Linked DNA regions of Homo sapiens: all the other regions are linked to region 5. Evidence: chromatin contacts called from ENCODE Hi-C or POLR2A ChIA-PET data. All regions are on one chromosome and are shown on one strand. Each heading gives the region's core, a stretch centred on a gene start or an enhancer-like site at or near the end of the contact. The rest is flanking DNA. Distances are from core to core; before and after follow the strand shown. Region 1 holds the start of TAB2 (TGF-beta activated kinase 1 (MAP3K7) binding protein 2). Region 2 has its middle 89 kb from the start of ARID1B. Region 3 overlaps ARID1B (AT-rich interaction domain 1B). Region 4 has its middle 59 kb from the start of SNX9. Region 5 holds the start of FBXO5 (F-box protein 5). Region 6 holds the start of GINM1 (glycosylated integral membrane protein 1). Region 7 holds the start of ARID1B (AT-rich interaction domain 1B).

Region 1 (2,700 bases), core at 108-2,607, 3.7 Mb after region 5:
AAAATTATATTGCCGTACAGTTGCTCTGAATACGATCTTAGCGTTCAAGAACTTTCCAATGAATAAGGGTACTCAACAGCCTGCACTGGGGGCCTAAATTTCGTGAACTACGGAGAAACCCCTGTGAGGCTGCAAATTCCCTCCGCTCTCCTGGAAAACCCTCTTATCAGAAACATTTGAAGAATTTATCCACAACAATTAAGCTGACTTGAAGAATGGAAACCTAACATCTCAAATATACTATATATGGAATGAAACATGGCCAAACACATAAATACAAACTCACACGGTCTCTGACACTTTGGTGTACGACTGTGCCTGAACATCTCACAGCATCAGCAACAGAAAGATCCACCTGTCACCTGTTCAGCACCGCCAAGAGACCCTTGCAGCCTCCCTGACTCAACCACAATCGTAGGGTTTGAGGTTGATGGGACCGAAAACCAGAAACATCCAGTGAAATTTAAGGGGCCACATATTCATAGTAGGGCTTGCCCCCCACTTCAAAGACGGCTGCAGAAAACCAAGATCCGCAAAGGAACGATGTTCTCCCTCCCGCCCGACCCCCACATAACTGCCCCGTGTCTGTCCCCAAAACCCCCGCCCCTGAGTCATCTTTAACTAGACCTCGGCTCCCCAAAAGGAGATTTTTCCTCCCCCGCCCCCACCTCACACATGCCTGGGGGCGGGTCAGGGGCGCCGACGCAGGGAGGGGCCCTCCCGAGCCCCTTGCGCCCTCCCCCACCCGGGGCTCTCCTAGGCGCTCGATTCCAATGAAGCTCCCCCTCCCCCCCCGCACGGACGCCCCGGAGCCCAGGCCCGGCCCGATGCTCCCCACCCCCACCGGACTGGGGGACTCGGGGGGCCTCCCTCTCCGCCACGCCACTGGGGGAAGGAAAGAGGCGGAGGGAGGAAGAGTGCAAGTTAGAAGCGAACGCCCCGCACGGGCCTCGCGAGGCGGCAGAGCCCCTTCCAGACGGAGGGGGGTGCGGGGCGATGAGGGGAGAGCCAGGTTGGGGATCCCGCCGAGGCCCGGCAGCGCTGTCCGCTTACCCTTTGCCGCCGCCGCTTCCCCCTCCTCCTCCTCGGCCGCCGCCGCCGCCGCCTCTCCCACTAGGGCAGCCGTCTCCACCGTCGCCTCCGCCACCACGGCCGCCGCCAGCGCCGCCGCCGCCTCCGGTTCCACCCGGCAGGGGGGACACCTCAGCCCTCCCTCCCTCCCCGCTCAGCCCCCTCCGCTCGCCCGCCGCCGCCAACTCCCTCCGGCCGCCGCCGCCGCCACCGCTCCTGGCTGAGGGGGAGGGGAGGGGGTCGGGCTGGGTCGCCCCGCCGGCGGCTGCAGCAGATCAAAAACGACGGCTGGGCGGCGTCGCCGCTCCCCAATCCTCAGCTCCGGCTCGCTCGGCCTCCCCACCTCCCTCTGCCCCCACCCCCCTCGCGCTCGCCTGCCCTCCCCCCACCCCCCCAGCTCTCGCTCGCTCTCGCCGCGGCTCCGCCAGCCCAGTCCAAATCAAAATACTGTCACACAATATGGCGGCGCGGCGGCCGGCAAACACCGCGAGATCTGCAGCCGCGGCTGAGGCGGCGGCTGTGACGAGGCCTCCCCTAGCCGAACGGCGGGGGAGCAGCAGGCGGCGGCGGCGGCGGCGGCTGCGGCTGCGGCCCGGGGATGCTCTTCCTCCGACCTGTACCCCTCCCCCGACACTCGCAGTCTCTACGCCTGTCTTGCTAGGGCTGGAGGGAGGACGCGGGCCGCCGCTGGGGCCGTGCGAGGGGGGTGCCGGTGCGGGCAGCCCGGGGAGGGCTGGGACCCCCTTTCTCCGCCTGGGCCCCCCATCCTTGGGGGTAGGTTGCGGGTTCCACCTCCCGCCACGGGGGCCGCTAGCAGTTTGGGCTGAGGGAAGAAAGGAACTGAGCTCGCGTCCCAGCTGCACCTAGCGGAGGGGCTGGCCGGGTCCGGAAGTGGGTGGCGGGACTTGCCGGGCGGCCGGCGGCGCCGCGCGGGTGGGGTCCGGGGGCCCGGCCGGACCCCGGGGCGCTGCGGCGGCCGAGAGGAGCAGGTGGGCCCGCGGCGGAGGCTGGCGCCGGGTCGCTGCGGTCCGGGACACACCCCCTTGGAGCCGGATCGCACCGCCGGCTAACGGGAGGGACCCGTGCAGAATCGTCCCTAGGGTGTGCGGGAGACGTCTTGGGAGCCTCACAACTGGCAACTTCGAGACTTGGAAAAAGTGTCGGCTTCTGACTTTTCTTGAGCAGTTGAGGGGGAAAAAAGAAATCTAAATGCTGCGAGGGTTTCGTTGTTTCGATTTTATTTTAATTGCACGTTCCTAGAAGTCCTAGAAGCAGAGCCAAAGACTAGCTTTGCGGGAAGAGGGGGGGCCTTCAAGTTTCTACCTCCTTAAATAAATATTTGTTTAGTGTCCCCCTAGGGAAAAAAAAAGCGTGTTTAATACTCAGACGTTTCTCACAATGTGAAATATTTATTTAAAAATTCTAGCGCTTCCATGGTGTCCAAAACACTAGGGCATTTTTCTGCCCCTGTCCAAAATGTCCATATCCCTGGCAGTTTCTTCCTTGAAACAATTCTTACTCCAGAGAAAAATCCTAAAGGACCATTTTTATACTTTTATTTCCAGTGTGAGCACTGTAGCTACAGTGAGAATTTTTTTTAAACCATCTTTTAAATAGTAGAGCCTTCCT
Region 2 (2,700 bases), core at 123-2,622, 3.7 Mb before region 5:
ATGGAGCTCATTTTGCCCTCCAACCCTATGGAGTAGGAATGCTAACACCTAGATTTTCAGGGGAATAGATGGCAAACTGGAGCAGGTAGGTCACTTTCTCAAGGTCACGAAACTAGTAAGTAGCTGTGTCAGTCAGGGTGACTTAAACTGAGCTTTGATAACAAAGAGCTCCCAAATCTTAGTGGCTTACAATATCAAAGATTTATTCCTCCCTCCTGCTAAATGTCTACCAAGGTCTCTGGAGGCTTCTTCCTCAATCTAGGACCTCGGCAGACACTACCAGGACACTGCTGGTTGTCATGCAAGTGGAAAAGGAGAAGACCGCAAAGTGCTCAATGCTGGCACATGTTACTTCTGTTTATTTTGTTGGCCAGAGGCTGTCACATGGTACCTGTAACTTCAGAGGGCCAAGGAAGTACACTCTTATTATCTCAAAGGGAGAGGAGGAATTTTTGCAGACAGCTCTAATGACCACCACAGTGGTAAAGGAAGGATCCCAGAAGAAAGGCATTTTCTAAAGCCTATGCTCTTTGCTCCTATGAGAGCTTCCACTCACGGAGCCCTGGGCGCCTCGTGGGGTCTGAGCACTAAGCGTTTTACAGATATCATTTCTGGTCTTCATAGCCACTTGTTAGGTAGATGCTAATATTCCCTTCATTTCGAGATCAGGTTGCTGAGGCCCAGACAGGTCTTGAAGTAGCTTGAGCCAGATGGTACAGAGAGTACCAAATAGCACGTGTGCAGGCCTCTGATTAGTATGACTCGGGAGGCTCTCTTCTTTCCTTCTTTGCCTTGAGGATTTCCAATGCCACAGACATCATTTCAGTTTCACAACAGAAAACTCACATACATTTTCACAAGATTAAAACTTTGCTTAATCTTGTGTTCATTTATTGTTTTATTAATTGCTCATTGTAAAAATTCAGGTAATACAGGCATGAAGGAGAAAGCGAAAAATCACTAACAATCAAAACATCAAGAGAGAGCCGCTGCTAACATTTTAAGTATGTCCCTCCAGATCTGCTCATCTGTAACTTGTTTCTTCACATAACAATAGGTTGTGAACATCCTTCCAATAAATACACTGCAGTTTTAATGACTGCATAATACTCTATTGAGTGACTGTGCTACAATTTAAAATTCCTTGATGATCCACATTTATCTTCTGTTTAATCTCTCCCTCTTCTCTTGTTAATTCTGAGTTCCAGCTCTTTCTTAACAGTGATGTCTAAAATCTCCTGTGTCTTATGATACAGGATAAGACACAGGTCTCTTATGATAAGAGACCTTATGCTTTCGCATTGTTATGGTCAAAGATCTTTAATCAAAACACTAGTTCCTCTTTGTTACCTCTTTTCTTTCTCCCTCTTTCATAAAGAGCCCCCACAAATGGTATTAAATGTTTTGTTCTGGGAGTTTCAGGCCAGGGATTTTCCTTGACATTTCTTTTTTGTTTCATGTACTTTTTCTGAAATTCCCCAATAAACTGTCCTGTTTTTCTTTTTACTTTTGTTTTTGTATATCCACATTGCTTATTTTATTATATATTTGCATGCCCATATTCCAGAACCACTGAACAGCATGTTTTGTGCTTTTCCTGGCTGTTACCTGTGTGGCAAGGTATTCAGTGGCTTCCTGGCTTCCTTTTCTATGCCCCCTGAGTAACCCCCTATGCAGATTCATCACTTTCCTACTCATTGTAGGTTCCCTGCTTTGCTCATGTTGTTCCCTCAACCTGGAGTGGCCTTTACTGTCATCTAGAGTTGGTCTTCAGAATCCAGCTCAAATGCCTGGCCTTTCACAAAGCACCGTCTGACCCTTTAACTGTTCTTTCCTCTGTGCTTGGTAGCATTTTACTATCACCTCCAATATATACTCAGGAGTCATCTACTGAGCACCTATGGTGTACCCTGGAGGGCTGGGGCAGAACAGACAACAATCAGCCTTGGTATCCACCCTCTAGGAGTCCGGGGAAATAGGAAAACAGAACTGGAACCCAGTGTAGTCCAGGCTGAAATGGAGGTCAGCAGAGACGCCAAGATAATGACAGGGCCACGCCAGCGCTCGCTGGCTTTTCTTTAACGCACGTTTTCCCTTAGTAAAAATCAAGATCCTGAGGGAGAAGTGATCCTTTTTAATTCGCCTTTTCGGGACTTTGTGGCAGCGCTTAACGCGCCTTATGCTTAATGGCACACGTCGGGGGGCTCCCGGGAGATGACGGGTGGGCGGACCCCAGGCGCAGGTCCAGTCCCATTACCCACATTTCCCGGAGCCCAGTCTACTTTTCACATCTTTCATTCCCCCTGAAATAGATGCACATTCGCCTCCAGATTTAGAATAGGAGCAATGAGTATTTCACGAAAGCCTGGAAAATATGACTTTTCCAGAAATGGCTTAAGTCGGTCATAGATCTTCAGGCTCCTGGCAACTGCGGGACGGGGGTGTGCCCTAATTGCATCCATTTCCTCCCAGGCCTGATTGGGAATCTTGCACCGGCATCGCGAGCCCCGCTCTTCGGCCTCCAGGAGCGAGTGAGGGACGCGGGAGAGGGGCTTTTCTTCGGCGTGCGCGTCCCCCTGCCGCCGGCTTCTCCAGCTCCTCGCCGGGCCGCGCTGCCGCCCAAACTCCGCGGCGCCGCCCGCTCCGCGCCCGGCTCCGGCCCAGGTTTTGCGGCCCGCCCGCCGCCGCGCTCGCCGAGCC
Region 3 (2,700 bases), core at 159-2,658, 4.0 Mb before region 5:
GACTCTTCAGCATTTAATTAAGAACAGGAAAGCACAGGCAGGAGATGAAACTTTACAAGCCTAGGCGTTTCTCGGCTTTTAAAAAATGCTGTGAGTTGGTTTTCCCAGCAAGGAAGGTTGATGAGCATGCACTTGGCTCCAAGAAGCAGCTATTACACAAATAGAATCCAAGTGCCTGGCTAAGCCGCCCAGCCTCGGTGCGTCGGGTAACAGCCAATGGCGGCGGCCTGCCAGCCTCGCCCCGCCCACCTCCCGCCGGCCCCGCCCCTCCACCTCGCCCCCTTCCGCGGCCCCGCCCCGCCTCCCCGCCCTGTTCTTGGCGGCCTGGGCTCCGCGGCCCTGCTGGCGTCCTTCGTCTGTAGTTCCTGGCTTTTCCACCGTCAGCCACTCGTTTTAATTACGCGAACGGGTTCCAACTCATCCAGCCTTTAAGTTTGGGTGGTGGTTTTGAGAGGGGGAAAGAGATGCACCAAAGGAAGTAGGGGAAAAATAAAACCTTAAGCGCTGGGCGCGCCACGCGGGACGCAGAGGTTAGGGGCGCGCGGCGAGGTAGCGGGGCGGCGGCGCGAGACGGCGCAGGGGAAACACTCGGTGCCTGCGTGAGTCTGGCCGCGCCGGCTCATGTGTACGCGAAGCTGTGTCAGCAGAAACTTTAGAAAACACGCTGTGCGAGCGGCCGCCGCCTCCCGCCTCCAGGAGGAGCCTGCGGGCGCGCGGGGCGGACGGTGCCTGCAGGCGGCGGCCGCGCTTGCCCGGAAAGGAATGTGGCTGCGGCCGGCGCCTCCTTCCGCGGGGTCCCACAAAGGCTCATCTGTGCGCGGCGCGGCGCCGTCGGAGGAGTCCGAGCCTGTTCAGTCAGGCTGAGGACGCGGTTGTTTTCGTCCCCCTGTCCCCGCCCCCACGAGCCTACGTGCGGGGTAGGGAGGGCGGCACCGGAACCCCCGCCCGGGTCGGGCCGAAAGGAGCGAGCGGGGCCTGCCGGCAGAGGCCGCCGGGCTGCTGTGTGACTCGGTCCCCTCCGCGCTCGCCGCCCTCATCCTCGCCCAGCGCCTCCGCGGCAGGGTTAATTCCGCCCGCTGCCTGGTGGTCCCACTCCCGGGGGATTCCGGGGTCCGTGGAATCACTGGTTCTCCCTTCGGAGGAGCTCGGCTTCTTCCGTGGGCGCGGGCGAGTCTCCCCGCTGTACCGCGGGGCCGGGGCTTGAATAAAACAAAAGAAACCAAGGCGAGGTGTGGACGCGCAGTGAGGACCGGAAAGCGAGGCCTGAGAGCTGGCGGCCTGAAAGCGGTCCTGCGTCCTTCACACCCTCTCTCTAAAATCCCCCTCTCTCAAGCGGGCCCTGACCAAGAGTAAAAGCGCAGCCGAGGAGGGAAGGACGCCGCCGCCGCGCAGGCATCCGGGCAGGGACGGGTGGGCGGGAGATTCCGGGCCGCTGTTCAGGGCAAGCGCTAAAAGTTTCCGGGTCCCCGAATTTCTCATTTCTTTATCGAATTCTGCAAAGAAGTAACGTTCCTTCGGCCATTAATATTGTAAGAATGTATCGTTTCTAGCCATAAGTTCCAGGTTACTTTTTGTAAGAAAATTAAGGACTCAAGTAGATCAGCCAAAGAAACCACGTACAGCATAAACTCACGTACCACTCCTTAAAAAAATAATTTATTGAGTTATGACCAAGAGTTATATAAGGGGAGAGGTAACAAATCTTTGGTGAGGAAAAAGCGATGGAAAAAATATTAGAGAAGCATAATTTTGAGGAAATTACATATAGTTTGAAACCACCACTGTTTAATATTTTGACTCGCGATCTGAGTAGGAGAAATGACCAAGCTAGGCTGTTGTTTATGTGATGCCATCTCATTCAGTTCTACCTACTATTTATAGCTCCAACAGCATCAGAAAGAAAAACACATGCCTAGTGGCTAAAGCATTCAAACACAACCCCTTATAAAAAAGTTAAAGTTTGGGTTAATTAAAAAAAATTAATTTCATATTAAATATATATTTTTAGGTTCCAATTTACAGTTATGTAGTTATATATTATCGCAATAAAAAGATCTGCCCATGGACTGGTTTTTGGTTTTGAGACATGTTTAAATTACATCCCTTACAGAGTGCTCAACTTGTATGGGGGTAAATGACTAACATGATGTTATCTACAAGGTTAAAAAGCAAGAATAAAGAACTAACTACATTTTAGGTCAGTTCTTCATCAGAGAAGGAATGTTAAAAATTTATTTCCATCCAATTTATTTTCTAAATATTATTAATTTTCTTAAATAAAACATTTCCTGAACGGCAAATTTGCTTGTTATGTCTATTCCCTCCTTCCTGAAATGACTTTCTCCTATCCCTCTAACAGCTTTGTCTTTTGCTACTTCTTCATCCTCCAAGTTGTGCCAATTTGTTTCACTTTTTATTTATCTTTGCTAAAAGAGAAAGGCAGGGGGCGAAAAAACCCTAAAGGACTTAAGATTTTCAGATGGTTCTAGCTCTAGAAACATAATGGCTGCATATGAAGGGGAAGACAGGAGTCGTCCAGATACACCCAGATTTTCTTTTGGCTTGGTGGGAAGAATGAATGGCATGGTTGTGTCCTCGGCAATTTGACATGCTTGTGGTATATCCGCGGAGGTGACCCGCTGGCAGCAGGAAATACAGGTCATGGCACAAGTTGCAGGAGACTAAAGAACATGGATTCGC
Region 4 (2,700 bases), core at 79-2,578, 4.8 Mb before region 5:
GGTGACACTGCTGAATCTATGCCAGGTCCTCTCTCTCTGGAAAATTACTAAACTACGCTCAAATGATAAAACAAAACAAATACATTTCAGGCGGGGCGCGGTGGCCTACGCCTGTAATCCCAGCACTTTGGGAGGCCGAGGCGGGCGGATCACGAGGTCAGGAGATCGAGACCATCCTGGCTAACATGGTGAAACCCCGTCTCTACTAAAAATACAAAAAATTAGCCAGGCGTGGTGGCGGGCGCCTGTAGTCCCAGCTACTTGGGAGGCTGAGGCAGGAGAATGGCGTGAACCTGGGAGGCGGAGCTTGCAGTGAGCCGAGATCGCGCCACTGCACTCCAGCCTGGGCGACAGAGCGAGACTCCGTCTCAGAAAACAAACAAACAAACAAAAAAAAACAAATATATTTCAAAATGAACACCCGAAGCCCCCACAGTCATAGCTGTGTGCCTCCATGCACCTCTGCAATGTGGTGGGAGCGGGAATATCCATGCCCAAATACTTGCCCATAAATATCTCCCATCTAACTCTTTGTGGAGGAGATCAGATCCGAGTGGAAGGGCTCGGTGTCCCTGAGGGTAACGCCCATTGTCTAAGCAAGAGGAGTCTCTTTCTAACCCTAATAGGCTTGTTAACTCTTGGTGTTCTTCCTGTTCCTTTTTAGATAATCTATTAGGTTGGCACAAAAGTAATTGCAATCTTTGCCATTAAAAGTAATGGTAAAAACCGCAGTTACTTTTGCACCAAAATAATACATCACAGGTTTATACTCAGCCTTTGTTACTATTTTAGGTTGAATTATTTCCGTGCAAACCCTCAGAGCACAGGGATCTGTAATTATACTTTGCAAGAGATGTTACGTGCTACCAGCAAATTTTCCAGCTCAGTGATGCAAGGCAGGAGCTGTACATCTTCTCACATGTGGTTATTCATTCCATACAGTACTGAGAAAGAGCCTTAGTCACATTTGGACTCCCTAAGGAAGTGTCAGGCCACATCACTGCAGCCACATTCCTGCACAGAGCTTGCCTCAACCTCGCTCCTCCAGGCGAGCTCCATGCCGGCCACGTGATGGCCCCCGCCAGTGTTGAGAAGTGATTCATCGTCAGCTCCAGGGGAAAAACAGACTGTGTAGGAAGGTTCCATATGACAAAAACATCCGGATTTTTTTTCTTTCTGCCTTCTACTGGGCAATTCAGACCTTGTTATCATACAATTGAGGTGGAAATGTGACGTAATTAAACTGATTTATGAAAGTCACATACAGAAACCAGAGTCATTTTTTAGAGCCCCAGTGTGGTTAAAGTTTACTTCCTCTGTACATTTATAGCAAAGGCTTTTGAACATGGTTGAGGGCAGAGAGCCAGTTTCGGGTAGATTGGGAGAAGGTCTATTTGCTGGTTACTGCTGCTTCAATTTATATTTCCCCCTCAGTTTTACCAAGGAAAAGGCCTTAATGGACTGAATTCAATGTGAAGCTTGTGTGATTCTCTATCTGTGGCCACTTCAATGTGAACGCCAATGACCATGAGCCGGGTAATGACTTGGAAATATACTAGACAGAGCACAGCCATGGGAAATACCACGGAAGACTATGTTAGCTCCAGAATAACATCATTAAAACTAGCTTAATTTAGTACAGCATCTGGATCAGAAATAGTCCTAAACATGCATACACAAAGCAAGTATACATTTGCATGATACGTACACAGAGCTTTAAAAAGCAACCTGGATATAGTGTGTCAGTTTTCAGAAAGGGACCAAGATGAGATTAATGAACCTTGACACCTGCTTTGCTCTCTTCCACTGCCGTAGAAATCCTCTCTGCTGAGAGTCTGGCATACTTCATAGATACAGTATTTGGAGAAGCAGCAAGGCTGGATGGTTTGTGTAACACACTGGAAACGTCATGAGGCTGATTCTAGATTTGCCAGTCATCAACTGGGGGCACTTGGCCACGTTTTCTAACTCACAAAGGTTTTCCAGGATAACATTTCATGCTACCTCCCCTTGGTGTTTTGAGGAATCGTCAATAGGACAGACAGGCAAGCACATGAGAAACATAAGCTGCTAGTTGGCACAGGTGTGTTGGGCTGCTGGAATCAGGCAGGTGTATGGAGCCGGGTGACTCATGGAGGAGGAGGGGTTCCACCTGGAAGGGACACTCCCTGGTCTCTCTCCACATAGCTAATGTGAGTCACCACATTCCTGGCTCCCTGCCTGACTTGCTTCCGGGTCAACCACGGAACCCCAGGGCCACCTGGGGTTGGGCCTGCTCCAGCTGTTCCCTTCGGAGCCTTGCCCTGCTTGCTTTGCACTTGTTAGAAGAGGGAGCAGGTACTTCCCCGCAGGGACCTGTGTCTGCCTTCAGCTGTCTAAATTCCATGGAGAAGGCCTGGAGATCCATGGGGAAAACTCCTTTCATTCTGGGATGGTCTGGCCTGGAAGCCCGGAGCAGCTTCCTCAACCCCGCCGCCCTCCCCTTTTCCCTGCCTTGTACCCAAGGAGCCCCAGCCCCTACTCCACATCACAGAGGGCAGAGGTGGAGCCCACCTGGGACGGTGGCCACCTATACCCTCATCACCAGGCCTACATCAGCACCCTCTGGGCGTGACTTCCCTCACTTTCTAGGTAATGAAGAAAAAGATCGTGTTTTACATTGAGACGTATAATCTGTGTAGCTTGGAAGAGGAGAATATG
Region 5 (2,700 bases), core at 63-2,562:
ACAGGATCCACCCAGCACTTGTATGATTCATCCTAATCCTGGCCGCGCCCCACCGGACTCGTCACTAACGGTACTGAAAACTGACTACAGCCAAGAACTCACTCCGAGGCTGCAGAAAGGCACCAGAGGGAAACAGCAAAGGAGGATTCGCCGTTTTGGAGTTCACATCCCGTTGCTTCACTGGGCTGTAGCCATAAAGCTGAGTTCAGGGAATGCACTGCCCTACTTAAGTGCATATTCAAATTGTGAAAAGTTAAGCATCACTAATACTCCGGTACACTTTCATACTGACGTCCATGCCAGCCATCACTAAAAACTCCCTTGGCCACGGGGGTCCAGCCCAAGAGGGCGGGCACTTCTATTTATTCTTTTTTTGGGAGCAGGACTACTGTCTCCTACACCTGGCCCTTTAAGGAAAGGAACAAAAACCCAGGGGAGCGTAGCTGCACACTCAGTAAACTTAACGTTCCTATAAACCAGTAGCGTCTGAAGTGTGGTTGAAAATACAAATAAACGCGCTTGCAAGGAAGAAGTGCCTCGGTCCTACCCTCGGCCCCGCCGGAAGGCCCTGGGAGATGCAGCCGCAGGTCTCCTGCTACAGCCGCTGGGGAAGGCCGCACAGCCTCCTCGCCCACCCCGGAGGAAAAAATCGCGGGGGACTCCAGTGCGCAGGCGCCGACCCGCCAACTCCGCAGCCACAGCCCGCCAAGGCGCCTGCGCAGAGGCGTGGGTCAAGGGGAGGGTCGAGTTAGGAGGGAGAGCAGAGCGCGCGCGTAAATCCTAGAGAGGCGGGCTAAGCTGGACTGGGGGGAGGGTCCGTCTTCCGGAAAGTCTGGATTCCCGGACGAGCCGAGTTGCTGCTCACCGAACTCCCGTTCGAGAGATGATCGAAGAAAGTCGGCTACCATTTGTACCCATCAAAGATCTCCAGATGGAAGCCAGCGCTGAATTTGGGCTGAGATTAGGACTTGCAGGAGGCCGGTCCAGAAGACGGCGGAAGGAATCTTGGCGGGCGCACGCATGCGTGATAGACCCTCCACACGTGTGGCCGGGCCGCGGCCTCCCCGTGCTCGGAGGTCCCGCCCCCGGCCGTAGCATCTTTCCGGACGTGGGGAGCCGGTAAGCTGGAAGGGGGCTGGGCTTCGCGGCTCGGCCCCGCCTCGGCAGCCTCCAATTGGGCGCGGACGAGGGCGCCCCCACCCACTGCCCTCCTATTGGTGCGCGCATGCAAGCGACGCGTCTCATTGGACCGCGCGGATTTAGGCACCAAATTCAAAGATTTTAAAAGTACCAGCTGGCGCCTTTTAAGAGATACAGGTCTGTGAAGCAGGCAGGTTGCTCAGCTGCCCCCGGAGCGGTTCCTCCACCTGAGGCAGACTCCACGTCGGCTGGCATGAGCCGGCGCCCCTGCAGCTGCGCCCTACGGCCACCCCGCTGCTCCTGCAGCGCCAGCCCCAGCGCAGTGACAGCCGCCGGGCGCCCTCGACCCTCGGATAGTGAGTGAGGGGAGCGGTCGCGAGGGGGGCGCGCACGCCAGGAGGGGTGCACGGGGAGGGTCGCAGCCTGAGACCCTGACCCGACGTCCCTCGGAGCCTGGACGCGCGGCCATGCCACACGCCCGGCCTCGGGCGGCGGCAGCGGTTCCTGGGTCCGGGAGGAGGGCGGCTGGGTGTCGGGGGGAAGCCAGAAGAGCCAGATGTGCAGGGGCGGGATGGCGGGCCGCGGGGTCCCGCCACCCACGCCGACCGTGGACTCCAGCCCCGGGAGGTGCGGGTCGTGGCATCCCAGGGCGCCCTTTTTCCTCCTCGGAAGACCCACCTACCCCACCCTGCTTGAATAGGCGCCAAATGCCCCTCCCCTCCCCCACCCCGGGGCCCCCGGCGGTGACAGGGCTGCGAGCGAGAAGCCCCCAGGGCCTGGCCAGGTGCCTCACCTTCTCCCCCTGCGCCCCTTTTCTACATCTGCCCCGCACCCTCACAGCCAAAGGCAGTTTCCCCGATTTTTCGCGGTCCCAGCCTTGCTGGCGGGCGCGGGAGATCGCGCTCGCGGTTATCTCCCGCCTCCTCCGCGTGTCCCGCGCCCTGAGGGGCAGCCCCACCGATCCCTCAGGAGTTCCAGGGTCTCCCTCCCCACTCCCGCCAAATGGAGAGACACCCCCCCAACTCATTGGACCAAACTCAACTGGGACATCCAAACAAAAACGTTACTTTTTCCCAATTTTTTCTCCCTTTGCCCGTTAACCCAGTCTCAGGGCCTGGAGTGGAAAGGGAAGACTTTAAAAAAAGCAATTTTTACTACGAACCTTGAATTTGTCCATAGTATTAAGATGATTTTGTAAGAATCGAAGAATTGGTGACTTTTTCCCGATAACTCATGAAGAATTAGATAGTCCTTTATTTCAAAGCTTGCAGAGAATGGAATGCACTCAAATGCTTATTTTTATCCTCTTTGTTGCTACCTCTAAATAAAATCTATATGCACTTATTTTTACCTGAGAAATAACCCAAAATGAAAAAATTTAGCAATTCGGCATTGTACTATTTTGTAATGACTCTATTATTAAAAAAGAACTCTAGAAAAAAATACTTAATTTTAATTTTAATAGATTAAATATATTTCTAGAAGATCCTGGATCGTCAGTCTACCATCGAAATTCTGAAGCTTGATGGCCTTATGAGGGTTTTTTTTTTTTCTTTTTTG
Region 6 (2,700 bases), core at 1-2,500, 3.4 Mb after region 5:
CCCTCACCCAGGCTGGAATGCAGTGGCACGATCTCGGCTCACTGCAACCTCTGCCTCCCGGGTTCAAGCAATTCTCCTGTCTCCGCCTCCCGAGTAGCTGGGACTACAGGCACCTGCAACCACGCCCAGCTAATTTTTCTATTTTTAGTAGAGACGGGGTTTCACCTTGTTGGTCAAAGTGACACTTACCGTGCCCTTCGCCTTTGTATTTAGAGTGTTCATATTCAAGTCTTGACTAGGAAGAGGTGTACCGACATAGTTTCTTGTCATTCTCAGAACACTTGCTCTTTAAAATATTCAAACTTTTCCCTACCATTCTACTGAAAAAAGGCTGATACTGGCCTAGGTAGGCACGACTCTACGGCAGGAATGGTGAGCATCAGCCACGTTTTAATGTTAGGATGCCTCGATTCTCCCACCTCAGCTGGCATCAGAAGCACCTGCAGGACTCTCCAACCCGGACTGCTGGGCCCCGCCCCCAGAGGCCGGGCTGAGTCCCCAGGGGATGCGGACACCGCCGATCGCGCCCCGCCGTGAGAACTTCTCCTCCAACATCCGACAAAAACATTACGTCGCGCGAGGGCCAGGTCTCTCCCTCTGCCCACCTGAGCCCGGCGGAGCCCCGCAGCCTCGGAACGGCGGACCCTCGCGATCGCAGGCCGAGCAGGCACAAGTGGCCTGGAAATGCGCGAAGTGGGCAACTTCCACACTTCCCGAGCACACAAACATTCCTTGCCCAAGCGCTGGCTCTACCCCGGGAAGGCGCCATTACGAAGGCCTGATCACCGGCAACCGCGCGCTTCGACGGCAAAGCCCCGTCAGGTCGCGCGCCGGCTTGGGCCGCCGGAGAGTCGGTGTGGAGTGGCTCGAGGCTCACTCACAGCGACGCAGCCCCAGTGGGTCCCTTTCCTCTTACCTCGGCCTCCCACGCCGCCCCCATTTCCTGGGGTGCTTCTCCCCACACCTCCTTCGGGGGCCCGGACCCCCGCCCCTGCCCGCCGGTGGGATGTGGGAAGCGTCACTGTGGACAGCCCGGGCCTCCCGGAGAGTCGGAGTCGTAAAGCGGCCAGCCAGGCCCGCCCTGCCCTACCTGTGGGGCTCCGGACAGCGGCGGCGGCTCGGGGGCGCCCGTCGTCAGCCAGCCGGAGGCGGGTAGCGCCACGAACAGCAGGAGCCGGAGGGCGAGCGACCCCGGTGGAGCGCCCTCCATCTTGGACAACCCGGGCAGAGGGCAGCCGCGGCCGGGAGGTGAGGGCGGAGCCGGCCCGCGGGCGGGACGGAGCTTCGGCGGGAGGGACGGGGAGGGGCGGGGAGAGACGGGGAGGGGCGGGACGGGCCCTCCCCTCCCCGGGCGGCCGCGGAGAGGCGCGGGGACGCTCCGAGATCCGGCTCGCCAGGGAAAGGCGTTTGCGCACGCGCAGCGCCGCGCGGCGTCGAGGGGCGGAGTGAAATCTTGGAAGGTACGGCCCCTCATTAGACCCGCCCTCAGGATTGGACAGGACTCCAACTGGAGCGATGTAAATGTCCTCGTAACCATTATTTTTAAAATTAGTATTTACACACATGCATGTGTCTGTGTGTGCACATGTACATGTACCTATACGATGAAAACAACGGTAATATTTCAGAAAACTGTTATACATTAAAAATGAAACATCGCATTTACAGGGGAAGTTTTTATTAAGTGGGTAATTCCCCACCCTTGGCTGCACGTGGGACTCTCCCGGGCAGCTTTAAAAAGTACTGGGGTCTTCCTGAACACCCCACTTTCCAGCCTGGGCTGCGGCTCGGGCCCTGGTGGTTTTTTAATTTTCTCGGGTGATTCATTGTGGGGCCAAGGTTGAGGATGCGCCATGCTTACTGTTCAGCATTCTGCCGACCCCTGGAGGCGGCGCGGGGACAGCGCTCAGCTGGAAGGAAGCCAGCGCACCTGGGCTGTCAGTGCCTTTTTGGTCAGTATCGTAACTCTAAAGTGAAAGTGTTAGACTTTTCTTCCACCTTGCAGATTTAAAAAAAAAAAAAAGTTACGGAACCCTGTAAAGCAGAGTAGCAAGAAATTCAAGCATTTTAGATTAACAGGATTGCATGTTGATTGAGAAAAACTTGGAAACTTGGCCATTCAGGCAGAATAAGAGTAATATTTAGTCTTCCTTTGAAATAAAACTTTTGACATGAAATAAAACTTTTGACATGAAAAAGGAAACAAGAATCTATTTCTCTCTTTGAGCCCCCTTTACTCCTTTGAACACCCTCCTCCCACAGGCCTGCTGACCGCCACCGCCCCCTCCCCCGGCCCCGCCCCAGAATAAATTATAAACGTTTTGGCTAAAGACTCCTTTCAACTAACTCCGGGCTTACTCTGAGATTCCCCACGCCATTGTTAAGCTACAAGTGATTTCACAGCGAAGCCCCACACACTTCTGGGTTCCATCTGCAAACTTGGCCTTTTCCTTTTTTTCCTACTGCTGGAATTAAAAATGAATTTGGAGATGGGCGTGGTCATTTGTGCCTGTACTCCCAGCTATGCAGCAAACGCAGGCAGGAGGATCGCCTGAGTCTATTAAAAAAAAAAAAAAAAAAAGGAATCTAGAAGCCGGGTGCAGTGGCTCACGCCTGTAATCCCAACACTTTAGGAGGCCGAGGCGGGTGGATCACTTGAGGTCAGGAGTTCGAGAATAGCCTGGCCAACATGGTGAAACC
Region 7 (2,700 bases), core at 114-2,613, 3.8 Mb before region 5:
CGGAGGCGGAGTGCATCATCCCCATCCCGGGGCTTTGTTGTCCGCCATGTTGATCAAAGCAAGGCCCAGCGCGGCCGCCGGGGCCGCCGCTCGCAGGGGCAGCGCTGCCATAGTAATTATTAAACTCCGGGACGGCCGCCGGGCCGCCGCCGCCCCCGGGCACGGCGACCGGCGGCTGCTGCGTGCCCAGGGCGCCCAAGCCCGGGTGCTCGTAGCGGCCGCCCGCCGGCTCCCCCATCTTGGGCGGCGCGTCGTCCTCGTCGCCCGGCTTGCTCAGCAGCGGCGGGCCCGGGGGGTCGGCCTGGCCGCCCGCAGCACTGTCCTTGGCGCCTCCATGTTGCGGCTGCTCCATGTCGGGGCCGGGCTGAGGCGCGCCGCCGCCCGCGCCGCCCAAGCTGTTGTTGTTGGAAATGGGATGTTGCTGTTGCTGCTGCTGCTGCTGCTGCTGTTGCTGCTGCTGCTGCTGCTGCTGGAACTGGTTTAGCTGCTGCTGTAGTGCGTGGTGGTGGTGGAGGTGGTGGGCATGGTGGTGGTGGTGGTGGGCATGGTGGTGGTGGTGGTGCTGCTGGTGGGGCGGCGCGGCGGGGGCTTCGCCAACGGTTTTCAGTTTGTGGTTGGGGAGCAGCCCCGTCTCCATGGCCGAGCCCGGGCCCGACGAGGAGGAAGAGGATGCCGCCGCTGCCGCCGCGGAGGAGGAGGAGGAGGAGGACAGCGCGGCGGCGCTTCCACCCTCCTTGAGAGCCGCCTCGGAGCCGCCGCTCTTGGCGCTGTGGGTGCCGGCGGCGGCCGCGGCGCCCGCGTTATGGGCCATGTTGAGTTCGTGACGGGGGAGCAGGGGGTGGTGGTGCACACTGTTCAGGCCGCCGCCGCCGTCGCCGCCGCCCCCCAGCATGGGTCCCGGTGCCGCCGCCGCCGCCGCCGCGCCGCGCGCCCCCGCCTCCAGGTCCCGGGCTCCGGGCGCCGGCCGCGGCCCGGGGGGCGCCCGCCGTTCGCCGCTGCCTGCCCGCGCCCGCGCCCGCGCCGCCGCCGCCGCCGCCGCCGCTGCTGCCCGCGCGGCCATGATCGCCGCGGCGTGGCGAGGCCGGGCGGGGGGCGGGGGGAGACAATAACCCCCACTTTTCAGGCCGCGGCCCCTCCTGTGCGCATCCACGCGGCCCGCCGGGAAGCCGCGACCCCCTCCCCCTCCGCAGGCCCCGCCGGAGCGCCGGGCCGGGCACGCCTTACGCTCTGGGCCTGCTCCTGCTGTGTGCTTTCATGGTGAAAGTTTTTAGTTCAGGTTTAAATGAAACTTTTCTCTTTTCCTCTCTAGCCCGGATATGGGTAAATACACGACTAGCTGAGCCTATCGGGCCCAGCATGGCTTGAGAGGCAGCGGGCGAGCTCGAGCAACTATTATCCACTTCGCTCGCATTACTCCCGCGCACTCGCAAAACGCGGACTGGACTCGTCCCCGGGCCGCCGCCGCCCGCCCCGGCGCAGCCTCGCGGGACCCAGCCGGGCTTGGGCTAAGGCTGGGGCCGGGGCCGGGGCCGGGGCGGCTCGGCGGCCGCTCGGAGCGCGGCGGCGTGGGGCGGCCGGAACCTGCACTTTCCCCCCGGGCCGCTGTCTCCTTGCCAACCGGGCGTTCGCATGTTTGTTTTCACGTCTAAAAGGAACGATACAAAGGTGGAAAACGAGTCTGACGAGCAGACAAAAGAGGGAGAAGGGCTGGGAAACAAAGTTGTCTATTGGCCTCAGAGGTTACAAGGAGCCGACGGAGAAAGAAAATATTTAGGCAATCTGCAAAAGCACGGTCTCTCCCAGGAGTTATGTAATTTTCAGAACGTTCGCCTCTGCCTTGATTTCGGGCCATCGGCGTAATTCCCACAACTTCTTCCAACTGCAAAATTAGGAAAGATTTGAAATGAAGGTTAGCCCCGGTCAGAGAGCCCTATGGCCTGTACCCAGTAGGTACTCAATAAATGCTTATGACTGACTGCACCCGCCCCAAAGAGAATGTTTACATAACTCTTTTTGAAGGCACCTTAAACACGTATGTAGGTTTGTCAGTGTATTTCCAAAGGAATATGTCCACGTATTCCCAAAGGAGCATTTTTCTTACATGCACTTGGATGTCCTCTGTGGAGTATGTACAGTGGTGTTTTCTGCGCCAACTTTCACATGAACATTTAACTCTTGGTGCCAGAACAGCGACAGCTATGGGTTAGCTCGTATCTTCATAAATCTATATGACACCTTTCATCATGTTTCAGAGCTTCGTGTGCACAGTTAACCCTCTCGATATACATTCATTTCAAAGAGATGTGGAACGAAACTAAAATATTATAGACATTATATTTAATAAATATAACTTCAATAATAATATAAAACAGTCAACTCTAGTCCTAATGTAGAAATGTTCCATACTTTGTTCTCTTAAAAATTGGTGTCTATTAACATTTTATAATGTTTTTAATATTTGCATTGTTATTAATGTTTTCAATATGTGCATTGTCCCCTAGTAACATTTTAAAAAGCAAGACTTCTTAACCTTAGGCAATGACCCACTTGTACTAGTGTGGACTCAGTTTTCATTGAGAGAAAGCATTTAAAACCTGGCAGAAACAATACTTACGGTTTTGGTAGAGTATAGTTTTCCAAAATTATTTCATTCTTCAGCTTTCCATAAAAACTATTTTAGTTCATTTCCACTGCAGCAGT

The links. A loop is a pair of places that touch in the nucleus more often than their neighbours do. ChIA-PET counts read pairs that join two places held with the same protein, here RNA polymerase II (POLR2A). Pooled maps may share reads with other maps.
Region 1: a map of naive thymus-derived CD4-positive, alpha-beta T cell shows a loop between it and region 5 (19-fold over the local background). The contact joins the promoter of TAB2 here to the promoter of FBXO5 in region 5. A Hi-C loop is called at or near these places in 1 of 168 maps with a recorded cell type or tissue (naive thymus-derived CD4-positive, alpha-beta T cell), 1 of 37 single-sample maps with no recorded cell type and 8 of 50 pooled maps.
Region 2: a map of CD8-positive, alpha-beta T cell shows a loop between it and region 5 (22-fold over the local background). The contact joins the enhancer-like site here to the promoter of FBXO5 in region 5. A Hi-C loop is called at or near these places in 1 of 168 maps with a recorded cell type or tissue (CD8-positive, alpha-beta T cell), 1 of 37 single-sample maps with no recorded cell type and 11 of 50 pooled maps.
Region 3: a loop to region 5 is called in a pooled map, with 26 times the contacts of the local background. The contact joins the enhancer-like site here to the promoter of FBXO5 in region 5. A Hi-C loop is called at or near these places in 1 of 168 maps with a recorded cell type or tissue (CD8-positive, alpha-beta T cell), 1 of 37 single-sample maps with no recorded cell type and 10 of 50 pooled maps.
Region 4: a pooled map shows a loop between it and region 5 (20-fold over the local background). The contact joins the enhancer-like site here to the promoter of FBXO5 in region 5. A Hi-C loop is called at or near these places in 2 of 37 single-sample maps with no recorded cell type and 6 of 50 pooled maps.
Region 6: a loop to region 5 is called in a pooled map, with 17 times the contacts of the local background. The contact joins the promoter of GINM1 here to the promoter of FBXO5 in region 5. A Hi-C loop is called at or near these places in 1 of 37 single-sample maps with no recorded cell type and 12 of 50 pooled maps. POLR2A ChIA-PET finds 5 or more read pairs at or near these places in 1 of 52 experiments (A673).
Region 7: a loop to region 5 is called in a map of naive thymus-derived CD4-positive, alpha-beta T cell, with 10 times the contacts of the local background. The contact joins the promoter of ARID1B here to the promoter of FBXO5 in region 5. A Hi-C loop is called at or near these places in 2 of 168 maps with a recorded cell type or tissue (both naive thymus-derived CD4-positive, alpha-beta T cell), 1 of 37 single-sample maps with no recorded cell type and 10 of 50 pooled maps.

What each region holds. Positions count from the first base shown.
Region 1 is chr6:149,316,369-149,319,068 of GRCh38, reverse strand. It overlaps TAB2 (TGF-beta activated kinase 1 (MAP3K7) binding protein 2), which reads right to left and starts at 1,357. Exons shown (of 7, transcript NM_001292034.3): 1 at 1,054-1,357. RefSeq lists enhancers at 25-134, 295-474 and silencers at 565-1,464, 1,555-2,094, 2,145-2,214.
Region 2 is chr6:156,687,488-156,690,187 of GRCh38, reverse strand. No RefSeq gene overlaps it. Among named protein-coding and RNA genes, the nearest start is that of ARID1B, 89 kb to the left of the region's middle. RefSeq lists a silencer at 2,663-2,700 and an enhancer at 2,326-2,700. Within about 2 kb of position 1,372, at least 8 of the 41 ENCODE cell types and tissues checked have a DNase peak (open chromatin) inside an H3K27ac peak, as active enhancers do.
Region 3 is chr6:157,019,744-157,022,443 of GRCh38, reverse strand. All of the region lies in intron 4 of ARID1B (AT-rich interaction domain 1B), which reads right to left. Among named protein-coding and RNA genes, the nearest start is that of MIR4466, 240 kb to the right of the region's middle. RefSeq lists silencers at 169-258, 559-1,078. Within about 2 kb of position 1,408, at least 40 of the 41 ENCODE cell types and tissues checked have a DNase peak (open chromatin) inside an H3K27ac peak, as active enhancers do; they include CD8-positive, alpha-beta T cell, where a contact is called at or near this core.
Region 4 is chr6:157,763,044-157,765,743 of GRCh38, reverse strand. No RefSeq gene overlaps it. Among named protein-coding and RNA genes, the nearest start is that of SNX9, 59 kb to the left of the region's middle. RefSeq lists enhancers at 1,143-1,192, 2,083-2,152, 1,725-2,700, 2,426-2,700 and a silencer at 1,683-1,792. Within about 2 kb of position 1,328, at least 35 of the 41 ENCODE cell types and tissues checked have a DNase peak (open chromatin) inside an H3K27ac peak, as active enhancers do.
Region 5 is chr6:152,981,653-152,984,352 of GRCh38, reverse strand. FBXO5 (F-box protein 5) reads left to right here and starts at 1,312. Exons shown (of 5, transcript NM_012177.5): 1 at 1,312-1,496. The coding sequence starts at 1,394. RefSeq lists enhancers at 349-468, 759-978 and silencers at 1,009-1,328, 1,809-1,878.
Region 6 is chr6:149,564,925-149,567,624 of GRCh38, reverse strand. GINM1 (glycosylated integral membrane protein 1) reads right to left here and starts at 1,250. Exons shown (of 8, transcript NM_138785.5): 1 at 1,091-1,250. The coding sequence starts at 1,210. RefSeq lists enhancers at 654-703, 1,954-2,083 and a silencer at 974-1,523.
Region 7 is chr6:156,776,041-156,778,740 of GRCh38, reverse strand. It overlaps ARID1B (AT-rich interaction domain 1B), which reads right to left and starts at 1,363. Exons shown (of 20, transcript NM_001374828.1): 1 at 1-1,363. The coding sequence starts at 1,060. LOC115308161 (a long non-coding RNA gene) reads left to right here and starts at 223. Exons shown (of 2, transcript NR_163974.1): 1 at 223-495; 2 at 1,310-2,381. RefSeq lists an enhancer at 1-146 and silencers at 110-339, 590-659, 730-879, 1,030-1,269, 1,290-1,639.